2 separate regions of the Homo sapiens genome follow, and region 1 is linked to region 2. A link is a contact called in ENCODE Hi-C or POLR2A ChIA-PET data. All regions are on one chromosome and are shown on one strand. Each heading gives the region's core, a stretch centred on a gene start or an enhancer-like site at or near the end of the contact. The rest is flanking DNA. Distances are from core to core; before and after follow the strand shown.

Region 1 (5,937 bases), core at 2,330-4,829, 54 kb before region 2:
ATTGATTGCATATTTCCTAATTTTAGGCCTTTTAAAAAAAATCAGAATTCCAAAGCACTTCCATAATTTTAGGCTTTAATTAGCCAGCAGAGTTTGAATTGACCTAGCTTTAGCTGCTGCTTTGTTGTTTGTTTGTTTGTTTGAAGCTGCTCTCCTCATCATGTGAATAAGGAAACACAATTAATTTCAATGCATGTGTTCTGTCTTAGGCTATGTTTTATTTTGAGGATTACTCAAGGATAACAGATGTTAAGAATTGGTTTTCTTTAATGTTTTCCACTTGTTTTAACTCACAATTCTTTTATTTTAGGTCATGATTTTTTTACACAAAATCAAAATAAGCATATGACCTTTTAACTTCTCTAGATCAACAATTCTTTCAAGCTGATAGAATGCAATTGAATTTTTCTTCATATTCAGTGTATACACTATAGCATGTCTTTAACTTGTCTTTTGAAGGGAGCGTTTTGAGAAAAGTTTATTTCCTTGAAAATGCTTAGATGTGGACTCTGAATTCTTGAGTTGAGTCATTATATTATCGCAGTAATTCCTGAGTGCCTGTGTGAATATTATTTCTCTCAGTATTATGCACAATATCTCACATGTGGTCCTGGGCCCTGAAAATGTAACAGATACGTTGGGCTTTCCCCCGAGTACCAATAGATTTGTTCATGGCACTGATTTATTTATTCTTCTCCTTTATGAATGTTATCTTCCTTTTCCCTTCTTTAGAGTATAGATGTCTTTATTAGCAAAATAATTTTTCATTTACACCCTTGAAACCCTATGGGAGGCAAAGTGTTTTAAAGCTCTCTTGTGATCTTATCTTGTCCTCATTATCCAGAGAGGATGCAGAGGCTTACCTATTTTATTTGGATGAAGACAGTTTATAGGAAGTCTGATCCAATTCATGGCTTCCCCCTTTCCCCTGTCCTTTAGGTTTAAACCATTTCACCAAGAGTTTCTTACAATGAGTGAGTAAGACCAAATAACACTGTCTCTTGGCTTCCTTGCTGATAACCAGGACTTCTCATTGCTGTTTTTCACCTGCCCTCTTCTGTCTATATTTTGGCGTCAAGTTTGTTTCTCTATTAGCAGGTCTGGGAAGAAATGGAATAATGTATTAGAATATATAACGAGATGAAATAAATAATATAATCCTGAAATGATGTTTGAGGGATTAGCTATTATTGTCCTTTGACAATGCTGTTTGTGAACTGGCATAAGTCTGCTCATTTATGTCAGTTCATAAACCGTAACTTACTTATTGGTTTTTTTTAAATAAGGCAAGAAAACACAGTAAACCAATTTTGCCTTGCTGTGTATTTCTATTCCCTTGTACAAATCCCTCCCCACTGTGTTTTTCTTTAAAGCCTTAAAATGGTTGTGCTACCATGGAAAAATTTAGTTGAATTATGTATTGCCAAGAAAAGGAAAAATATTTTTAAATTGCAACTCAAAAATCAGCCAAAGGGAGACTTGGGAATATAGCACCTTTTCTTTGGTAGGCCCGAACTGCTTTCTTAGATTGATTTCAGTTCTTCATTTCTTCTGTCTTGATTCCTTTTAATTCTTGGATCCCTTTTTTTTTATTACCCCTTTGAAGATCAAGCATTGTTTGTGGCAAAGAAAATGATAGGTGAGTTATTCACCCAGCTTCAAGCTCTTGGCCAGTGCGTTTCTTCCATTGAGGGATGCTGAGAAAGTGTGACCCCTGCTGGATTTGGGTTTCTTGGTTTGATCTGAGATTCTTCTCTCAAAATAGTAACCTTTAAAATCTATAAGGCTAATAGAAATATAAGAGATTGGCTGGGCACGGTAGCTCACACCTGTAATCCCAGCACTTTGGGAGGCCAAGGTGGGTGGATCACTTGAGGTCAAGAGTTCAAGACCAGCCTGGCCAACATGGTGAAACCCCGTCTCTACTAAAAATACAAAAACTAGAAGGGCCTGGTGGCACAGCGTCTGTAATCCCAGCTACTAGGGAGGCTGAGGCATGAGAATCTCTTGAACCCGGGAGGCGGAGGTTGCAGTGAGCCGAGATTGTGCCACTGCACTCCAGCCTGGGCAATAGAGTGAGACAATGTCTCAGAAAATAAAAAAAAAAAGAAAAAAGAAATATGAGAGATTATCCTGTTCGGTGGCTTACAAACGTAAGCGTTTTGAGGGTTTTTTCCCCCGCAAATCAAAACTCTTATTTCAAACAAATTCTTACCTGGAACCTCAGTACATAAATAAAATGGAGAATGCTTGAGGTAGGGGAAGAGAGGAGCTTGATTTGACTGACGGGAAACTGAGACCGACTGAGGTTAAATGGCTTGCTCTAGATTACATTAGTGCATAACCGTCTTTCCTTTGTTGGTTCACCAAATATTTAATCCATTGAAGTTTTTTTGTTTTGTTTTGTTTTGTTTTTTTCTCTGAAAACTTGTCCCTCTTCCGCAGCATGAAGTTATTCAGGTTCAGTCTAAATAGCCATCTTTAACAGACTGTGGAAGATTCTGCACTGCGGTGGTGGGTAGACAGGGCCCTTTGCACACTTGGTTCTGCAATGGGGAAGGTCAGCAAGTGGTCTTGACAGCTACACACTCATTGTTGTGGGCCACATTTTAGATATTTAAATAGATTCACCCTGGGCTCAGCTTAACACTAACCCTGTTCCTATTTAAGGTTGATGTGGAGCTGTGAACTGGGGTCTCAGGCACAGCTATGTTGATGTGTAGGAGCTTGTGAATGGAATTTTGAGAACAAAACAGGTGTCCCCCTTATTCTCATTTCTGAGATGGGTTATAATAATTTACTTTCTCTTTCTTTCTTTCTTTCTTTTTTTTTTTTTTTTTGACGGAGTCTTGCTCTGTCGCCAGGCTGGAGTGCGGTAGCATGATCTTGGCTTACTGCAACCTCCGCCGCCCAGGTTCAACGACTCTCACGCCTCAGCCTCCCAAGTAGCTGGGACTACAGGTGCATGTCGCCACGCCCAGATAATTTTTTTCTTTTTTTCTTGGAGACGAAGTCTCAATCTGTTGCCCAACCTGAAGTGCAGTGGCACGATCATGGCTCACTGCAACCTCCAAGTCCCAGGTTCAAGTGATTCTCCTGCCTCAGCTCGCGAGTAGCTCGGACTACAGGCATGCGCCACCATGCCTGGCTAATTTTTGTATTTTTAATAGAAATGGCATTTCAATGTGTTGCCCAGGCTGGTCTTGAACTCCTGAGCTCAGTCAATCTGCCTGCCTTGAATAATTTACCTTTTCTAAAAGTTATTCTTGTGAAAGAAGGCATAGAGAACTTTGCAAATATATTAGAACATAGATAGTAAATGGTTACATTTAGTCTTTGATGGTGACCTCTTTCTCTTTCTGATCTTGAACCAACTTCATTTCTCCCTTACTGTTTCTCCAGTTCCAAACTTAGTGATGAGATGGGAGTGCAGACGGGTAGAAGAAGGTTGAGTCAAAGGGGTGGCAGGGACAGCAGCTGCCACGAGCCTCCCTTACAACGTGGCGGGACTGCCGTGTGCCTGGGCCGGCTGTGTGAGTCACCAGCCGTGTCTGCCCAGGCCTCCCCACCTCCTCTGTGTTCTCTGTTTCAGCCCAGGCAGCAGCCGTACATCCTGCCTCCCGTTCACGTCCAGTGTGGTGAGCACTACTCGGAAACGCACACCTCGCAAGGTAACTCTGGCTTGCCGTTCTCCCTTCTTAAGACAAAAAGTTGAATACCAGTAAGCAGTAAAGAAGGCTTTAAAAAAAAGATGACAGGGATGCTTTCTTTTCAACTTTGTCATCGTCTGAATGACAGTAGCTAACAGCTTCAGTTTGTGGAAGGCCTAGACTGTCAGTTACCTCTGATCAAAAAATTTCCCCAGTATTGGCTGCTCAGGGAGTCGGGGCCAAGGCAGCGAGCAAGTCCTTTTCTCCTCCCTTTCCTAAGGGAGCTTAGAGAAGAGAGTATGACAGCTCAGCCCAAGCGAATGCACTTCACCTTCATTGCCAGTATCAGAAAGCTCGTGGCAGTCACTCAGCTTTTCATGGTGACGTAGAACACGGGCATGCAGAATAATTGGAAGAAATAAACAAAGTCAGCCTTTTCTTTTAGCTGTTTTTCTCATCTCTTTCTCCAGCCCCTTTCTTGGTACACTTGCTTTTTTCTTCTCTGAGTAAGGTAAATCTGTTTTATTCCTCTCTTTCTCCCAAAACATCTCCCATGCAAAATGTGTGAAAAAGCTTCTTCTGCTAGTAATGACTCCATGATAACAACTAACATTCATAGAGCAATTGTGGTATTGCTGTAAGTACTTGCTATATATTGTCTTATGTCATCCTTAAAATAAACCTATAGGTACTATTATTATTTCTATTTTACAGTTATAGAAATTGGAATACAGAGAGATTAATGATGGAACTTATATATGAAAATCGGTAACTTGTAATCGTTATGCTAACTGCATTTCAAAAAGAGAGATGGTAGAAAACCGTGGATGTTGGAAATGTAGTAAATGGATAATATAGTTTCTACGTTATCAACTCCTGGCCATTTTGAATCCTCTGCTGTCTGAAAGTGTGAGCATGAAAACCAAGACAATCAAGACTATTTAATTTAATAAAAATAGTACTTTTTATAAGGAGACTGGCAAAGTTACCACATTTCTATGGGAAGGCGCCAAACCCCATGGGAGGTGGATAAATTGCGGCACATTTGTCTCTGTGTTCCCCCTGTTTTTTGTGCCTGTCTCATCTGATCAGATCTCTTTCCACATTCTTCCTCTTCAGACAGTTGAATGTCTTCAGTCACCTTTTCTGTTTTTCACCTTCTCTGATTTTCTGTTTCTCTGTTTTGCTCATGTTTAAATCTGTAGTGTGAAAATGAATATATTTTGGCCACAGAAAGGCAAGAGGTTGCCTTCCTTGGGGTGTGTGTGTGTGTAAGAGAACACCAGACACCTGATTGTAGAAATCAATCAGGTTGGGCCTGATTGTAGAAATCAATCAGGTTGGGCCTGATTGTAGAAATCAATCAGGTTGGGCCTGATTGTAGAAATCTGCTTTTTCTCTCTTTAGGTACCTCTTTAAACTATAATTAATTTTTACTTGAATTGACCTAAGTGATGAAACCAGATCTAGAGGGGATTTGGGGAATTACCAAAAAGAACTCTTGATTCTAATTTTGCCCTTTATTGCTGCTCAGGATGAACTAGCTGTGCGGACACCCTGGCTACATCATTTGTTTTGTGTCTTTAGAATGCCCTGCAGTCCCCTGGGTGAAGGGGCTTTTTCCATTGCCGTCAGGAAGAGCAGCTCTGAGCACTTAGTAATTGAAATCTATTGCCCTATTAAAGTTCTTGACTGTCTTGTCTAAATATTCAGTCCTATTGCCGAGCCCTGCACAAGAGGACAGGCCTCCCCAACTGGAGGGCTGTTGTTGGTGCCTGATTTCAAAGCTTATGGCAAAATTGAGAACTTCCTCAAGCGACACTTACTCCAAATGTGTGCATGCCTTCTTCCATTAGGTTCCCTTTTTCTTTTCAGTATGTCTTAAGGTGTTCTTTCTGTATGTTGGCATTTCATCCAAGATAGTATCTGTTATTCTATAGAACATGTGGGTGGAGACCATGGGATTTCACTTTTTATGATTTGTTTAAATTAAAAGTCACCTCATGAGTATGAGGATGTACTTTGTTGTGGCAGGATGGCTTGGAGGTTCACGTGCCTTTGTTTGACTTCTTGTAGACAGCATTTTTCATGGGAATGAAGAAGCCTTGTATTGCAACTCTCACAACAGCCTGGACTTAAATTATTTAAATGGCACTGTCACCAATGGCAGCGTGTGTAGCGTTCACAGCGTCAACTCCCTCAACTGCTCGCAAAGTTTCATCCAGGCCTCCCCTGTATCCTCCAACCTCAGTATCCCTGGGAGTGACATCATGCGGGCCGACTACAT
Region 2 (5,927 bases), core at 2,199-4,698:
TTATTTATTTTGAGACGGAGTCTCGCTCTGTCGCCCAGGCTGGAGTGCAGTGGTGCGATCTCCGCTCACTGCAAGCTCCGCATCCCGGGTTCACGCCATTCTCCTGCCTCAGCTTCCCGAGTAGCTGGGACCACAGGCGCCCACCACCATGCCTGGCTAATTTTTTGTATTTTTAGTAGACACGGGGTTTCACTGTGTTAGCCAGGATGGTCTCGATCTCCTGACCTCGTGATCCGCCCGCCTTGGCCTCTCAAAGTGCTGGGATTACAGGCATGAGCCACCGTGCCTGGCCTTGGTTTTTTTTTAAAAAAGGAGAAGACCATCTGGTAGCTAACTCATCCAGTGTCTACTGCTAGGTAAAACATTCTGCAAAAATATCCAGCTGGAGAAACGATGTCATGAAACTGATTTCATGACATTCTCTTGCCCCAAGATTCTAGATCTTTCAGTAAAACATGCTTTAAGGACTAATTTTTTTGATTATGTTCAACCCAGAAAATAGGTGATGCTGGTAAAGTCCATAGTGAATTTTATATCAAAGCTATTTTGATTTTTAGTTGACATTACTAACCTGCAAGACGTAGCTAAACTATTTTTCCCTTTCGAAAAGCATACTCTTTCCTTTTAATACATATTCTAAAAACTTAAAAGAAAGGTAGCAGGTTTCATTGAGGGATGCTAGAGAATGTACTTAAGGTTTCTTTATAGTGAGGCAATGTAACATGGTCAAGTTTCCAGTGGTTTAATCATTTCCTAGCTGTGTGGCCTTGGGTAATTTACTTAACCACTCTGTGCCTCATTTTCCTGAACTGTAAAACTGGAATAATACCTACCTCTCAGGGTTGTTAATTCAGATACAGTGTTTCGAACAGCGCCTGGCATACAGGAAGTTTATATCAAATGTCATCTCTAAGAATGTATTTGCTCTTTTGTATTCAGCCAAATTACTCAGAGAAAAAAGTATTCCCCCAGAGAATTTTTAATGGCCTGTGACTATGACAGGCATTCCTATCTATTATATATTCTCCTCCTAGATCTCAAGCCAAGAGGAGGCAGGCCAAGTAACAGTGCAAGCCTTCGGAAATCACCTGTTCCAGGTGCCGACTCTGCCCAGGCATTCATTTCAAGACTCATGTTCCTTGCTCAGATCTGCTCCAGCTTTCATTGATCTATTACTTAATCACCTGACACACTTTGCAGTTGTGACCCAAATGGCTAATTCTCAGAAGACAAATTCCATGGTTTAAAACAGAAAATTTTGTTCTGTGCTCCCTTCCAGCCTGGCTGTGCCCTGACCCTTCTATTTGGGATGTGGGCCTTATTCCATCTTCGCAAATAGTCTATTGGGAAACTTTGGAGAAGGTGAAAGATTAGGCCTGCAGGCCCTGTCCATGGCCCCAGCATTTTATAAAGTTTCTTACAGGAGTAAATGGACTATCCCCTAAATTACACTGTATTGACTGTGAATTCCACATCACAAACAATGAGAATCAATACTCAGGATGATGACTCTGACCTCCCATGATGTGAGGGTCGGGGCCTGGCTCCTGGGCAGCACAGGGCCGCCATCAAACCAAAGGCGAATGCTGCCCAGGGTTCTGGCTCCCCACCAGTTTCATCACAGCTTGAGTGGGAGGAGCCGAAGCTTTCAATTTAGACCCTCATTTGAATGAAGGCCCCACCATGTACCCTAGGCTATTACTCACTTAAACCTGCTTGAACCTCACTTTCTTCATCAGGAAAGCCTCTCGGTTTTGTGAGAATTCAAAGGAAAAGCACACGAGGGTCTTGGTATGTAACTGGTCCTCAATGAACTGAGAGGATGATTAAGTGCATTTTAGAAACAGCAAATGCGCAATTCTAACATCCTAACCCTAACTCTCCATATCCTACCTCCTTGATTTCACAACTGGGGATCATCATTCTGAAAATCCCAAAGGTCAAACAAATGGAGAATTCCTCCAGGCACAGGCTGGGCCTGTGATCACGGCCAGCCCTCTGGATGTGGGCACCCATTCCCTTTGAGGGAGGCCTGGACACAAACACAGCAGAGGTGCACTCTCTCACTCCCCCCTCACCTGCAGGACCCACCCCCGCTGCTCCCACGGCAAGAGGGTGGGTGAGAGCTGCTCACCCTCCACTGCTTCAGCCATTCAGCCTGGTGAGGCATGAAGGAGGTGCGCTAAGGAGGCCATCTGGCCACTGGGAATCCTAAGGCCGAGTTACAGACATACCTTCTTCAGGGCTTTCTCCCCTGCGGCTTTGTGTTCCAGGCCCATGTAGAGTCTCCCTAGCTTCAACCACATGGAGGCCACGTTGAGGGAGTACAAAGGATAGTGCTTACTAGAACAAGAGAAGAGACAACAGGCCACCATGTCAGCGGCTACTGAGCCGCCCCACAGGCTGGGTGCAGTAAGCCGGAGGCTGCCATGCTTAGGGCCAACCTCTGCCCACCAGCGGCCTCTCCAAATCCCACCAGGGTTTGGGTGGAGAGCGTGGATGCTGCCACCCTGCCGAATCATTGCAGATGTTGTTCATTATTTGTAGTTTGTGTGTTTCTGAAAAGCTACGTAACAACTGCAGGAGAAATCCTATTCAAAAGCATTTGTAAACACAATCTTCAATCCCAGTCCAGATTTTTATATTTCAGACATACCCAGAGGAAGACCCTGGGAAAACAGCTTGTGAAGTAAATGTCCCATTTATGAAGGCAGCAATTAGGCCTATCACCTTAGGTACTCAGACATACAGCCACCCACCCAACCCCCACCCACCCCAATGTGTCTTAAGACCCCAGCTTTCTGTCACACTATGATATGGGTTGGTTTAGCAAAACAGTTAAGTGCTCTGAAGTCAGAACACTTCCTGTGTCTTCTGGATGTTCTTTCCCCATTGTCCAGCAGGGGCTTTAGATACAGCAAGTGTTCTCTCCGGCTGTACCTGAAGACTGACTGATGGGGTCTGCCTGGGAAACAGCCATTTCCCTAAGAACAGGGCCCAGAGGCAGCTGGTGGGTGAGCCAGTGTGTGTGTTTACATGTGTGTAAGAGGTGTTTATTTAAAGGCTAGGCTGTTCCACCCTGTGTCTCCTGAAAGTCAGTCCAAAAAGACATGTTCTAGCTGTATTCCTGGGTAGGAGGCAGCCCTGGGACCCACGGCCCCACAGAAGACCAGAGCTGGGCTTCCGGGAGGGGCTCACGCAGATAAAGATGGGTCTAGCAGAGCAAGGCCCTGCTGGGAGAACCACAGGGCTGGGATGCTGTCTGTCTGCTCCTCTCTCCCTACAGATCTCACACAGAGAACTGCGCATGAGGCCAGTGCACTTCCTCACACACTCTAGGAGAAAAGGAAGGTTTGAGTTTATCCCCAATTTAACAAATTCTGTTTCCAAGAGCAGATTTTAAGAGCTGGCTTCCTTTGGGCTCCCCCTGCTGGCTAATCAGGGCACAGTGGGGTAAGTAGAGGGTGGAGTGGGCAGTGGACATTCAGACCAGACACAACCTTCACAGACCCTAATCTCGGAAGTGGAAGGAGACTGAGGGCTTCTCAAACTCCTGAGAAACACCTGGGATGCTTCCAGAACACAGATTTCTGGGTCTAATGCCCAGCGACCCTGATTCACTTGGCCCACTTGGTGTTGGACGTACCCTGTAAATGCATAATATCAGTGCCTTTAAAAAGAGCTCCAGTGATCCCATCTAGGCCACCTCAGCCCTGAAGTGTCTAGTCCGAGTCAGAGGACAAAGCCACAACTTCCGTCTGTCACCCACTTTTAGGTTTAGTAACCCTCTCAGGCAGGAAATCTCTCCAGGGCTAATATTCATTATTACTACAAATTAAAAAGCAATTTTTGTTTCTTTTTTCCAAACCTGGGGTGGGGAGATTAGATAACCACGGTCAACCCACTGGTCCCAGAGCTTCCCCATTTGCAAACTGGGGCTGTAATTTGAAAAAGCAAAAGAAGGGGATGGTGTGAGTAATGATGAAAACCAGGGTTTCTGAGACCACCACTTAGTAATTAAACTTGGAAGCAGTGGGTGGGAAAAGAAGCAAACTAGTGGCTTCTCAAAACTAGCCTGAGTTAACTACTATGGATATGGCCCTGGATGGACCTGGGAGGGATCTTGCCCCAGTATCCGCTGCATAACCTCAACCTGTCTCCTTGGGATGATGGTGAGAACAGGCCTGACTCGGGAGCAGTGCCCTGCACCAGCACCTCCAGATGTGGGTGCAGAGAAGAGGCAGCTGCGCTAGGCAAGTCTCAGCAATGGGCAGGAAGATGACACTATCGTATACATTCTAAACAACCAAATTCCACTCCGTGGATGATTAGAACAGCCTCTGCAATCACCTGTAGGGCTTAATGATTTTCTGTCCATATTGCAGGGCTCCTTCCCAGTCCTGCATGTACAAGCAGACACCCATGGCCTGGTACATCATGTGCAACATGTACACGTTACTGTCCTCAAACACAGAGCTCATCTTCTCCTGGCTGAGCTCGCAGATCTCCAGCAGCTCACTAGGGGGTGCTGTGGAGTCAAGGAAAGGGCCACCGGGCCCAAGCTGCCTGGAGGCTTCCCCAGGCTGGGTTCAAGGAGTTATTTCGTCCACTCCACTCTCACCCTTACCCCATGAAAAAGTAACTTACAGAAAGCCAAGCAAAAGTGAAAGGAATTACATTTCTCCAGAAAAAACAAATGAAGAAAACCTGAAGGTCGGAACCGCTCAACTCAAGAATTTTAGCCGCAGGGTCCAGACCCCTAGTTCTGATGTAAACAATGTTGATTAAAATCACGATTCTAATCAAATTCAAATCCTCACCCAAGTTGGAACCCTGAGCACGACTCCCACTGTGGCAAAGTTCTTTCTTATGCTGAGAAACAATGTGCCTTTCTCTCATTTCCTCTCACTGGTTTTAAATTCTACCCTTTAGAGTACAAATCGAATCCCTTTTCAACTCCCAAGAAAATGCTACAATACAATGGTTAAGAATATGGATTCTGATAGAGCTGGGACAAAATCCTAGATCCTATCACCATCAGCTGTGTCCTTTGGGCAAATTACTTAATATCTATCAGGCTGTTTCCTCATCTGCTGCATGGGAATGAGCAGAGTCCCTGCTCAGAGTGTGCCAGTGAGGAGAGCTGAAATAAGCAAGGCCCTTGGCACTGTGCCCTGCCCAAAGTAAAATACCCAAAGCACAAGGCCATCAAGGCTCTGTCCTTCATGGTCCTCCACCACATGGGGCTCCCAGCCAAACTAGCCAAAATAAGGGGAAATAAAATCATACAACTCCAACAGGATGGACACCACATTGTGGGTGGTCAGTACGCCTTTACACATTTACTAGGAGACATTCCTCCTTTGGTTTTCAGAATCTTAAATCCATCCTTCTCCTGCTCCCTCTTTCCAACTTCCCACCTTGCCTTGTTGGCGAGGGATAATAAGCTATCAGGGCAGTTGTAAAGGATATATTTATAGTGCTTGGCCCTCCGGAACTCTTCAATGACGTTGCGTGCATATCTGACCATGTCTCGGATGGCTTCTGCCTTTGGGGGATCGCTGAGCTTCCGGATTTCCACCTTGGCCTTATCCTGAAGGAAACGTCCACAAGGGCAAGGCGTTACCGCCCATGGAAACCACACTGATAGGGAAACCTCTCATATAATACACATTCCCACACAGCGGTCGACACTGGCCCATTCCAAGGTTACAAAAGAATGAAAGGAAATCAGGCAATGCATCTGAAGAAATTCAGTACTCCATTACCTTTTTACAGAAACAAAACAAAAAGATTAATTTTCTAGATACTCCTTATCTAAAATGTGTTGGCTATGGGCAGATATATGTGTTTACACATCTACGAATCAAGAGACTAGAATAAGGAAGGATGGCATTGACGGAACAATTTGGAAAATGCCAGGGAAA

Evidence for each region. A loop is a pair of places that touch in the nucleus more often than their neighbours do. ChIA-PET counts read pairs that join two places held with the same protein, here RNA polymerase II (POLR2A). Pooled maps may share reads with other maps.
Region 1: a map of gastrocnemius medialis shows a loop between it and region 2 (6-fold over the local background). The contact joins two enhancer-like sites. A Hi-C loop is called at or near these places in 9 of 168 maps with a recorded cell type or tissue (PC-9, cardiac septum, esophagus muscularis mucosa and 6 more), 1 of 37 single-sample maps with no recorded cell type and 11 of 50 pooled maps. POLR2A ChIA-PET finds 5 or more read pairs at or near these places in 4 of 52 experiments (OCI-LY7, T-cell, activated naive CD4-positive, alpha-beta T cell and 1 more).

Annotation. Positions count from the first base shown.
Region 1 is chr1:214,384,578-214,390,514 of GRCh38, reverse strand. It overlaps PTPN14 (protein tyrosine phosphatase non-receptor type 14), which reads left to right. Exons shown (of 19, transcript NM_005401.5): 12 at 3,593-3,671; 13 at 5,727-5,937. Among named protein-coding and RNA genes, the nearest start is that of SMYD2, 110 kb to the right of the region's middle. Within about 2 kb of position 3,579, at least 2 of the 41 ENCODE cell types and tissues checked have a DNase peak (open chromatin) inside an H3K27ac peak, as active enhancers do.
Region 2 is chr1:214,330,616-214,336,542 of GRCh38, reverse strand. It overlaps SMYD2 (SET and MYND domain containing 2), which reads right to left. Exons shown (of 12, transcript NM_020197.3): 9 at 5,473-5,593; 10 at 4,351-4,525; 11 at 2,235-2,343. Among named protein-coding and RNA genes, the nearest start is that of SMYD2, 52 kb to the right of the region's middle. Within about 2 kb of position 3,448, at least 7 of the 41 ENCODE cell types and tissues checked have a DNase peak (open chromatin) inside an H3K27ac peak, as active enhancers do.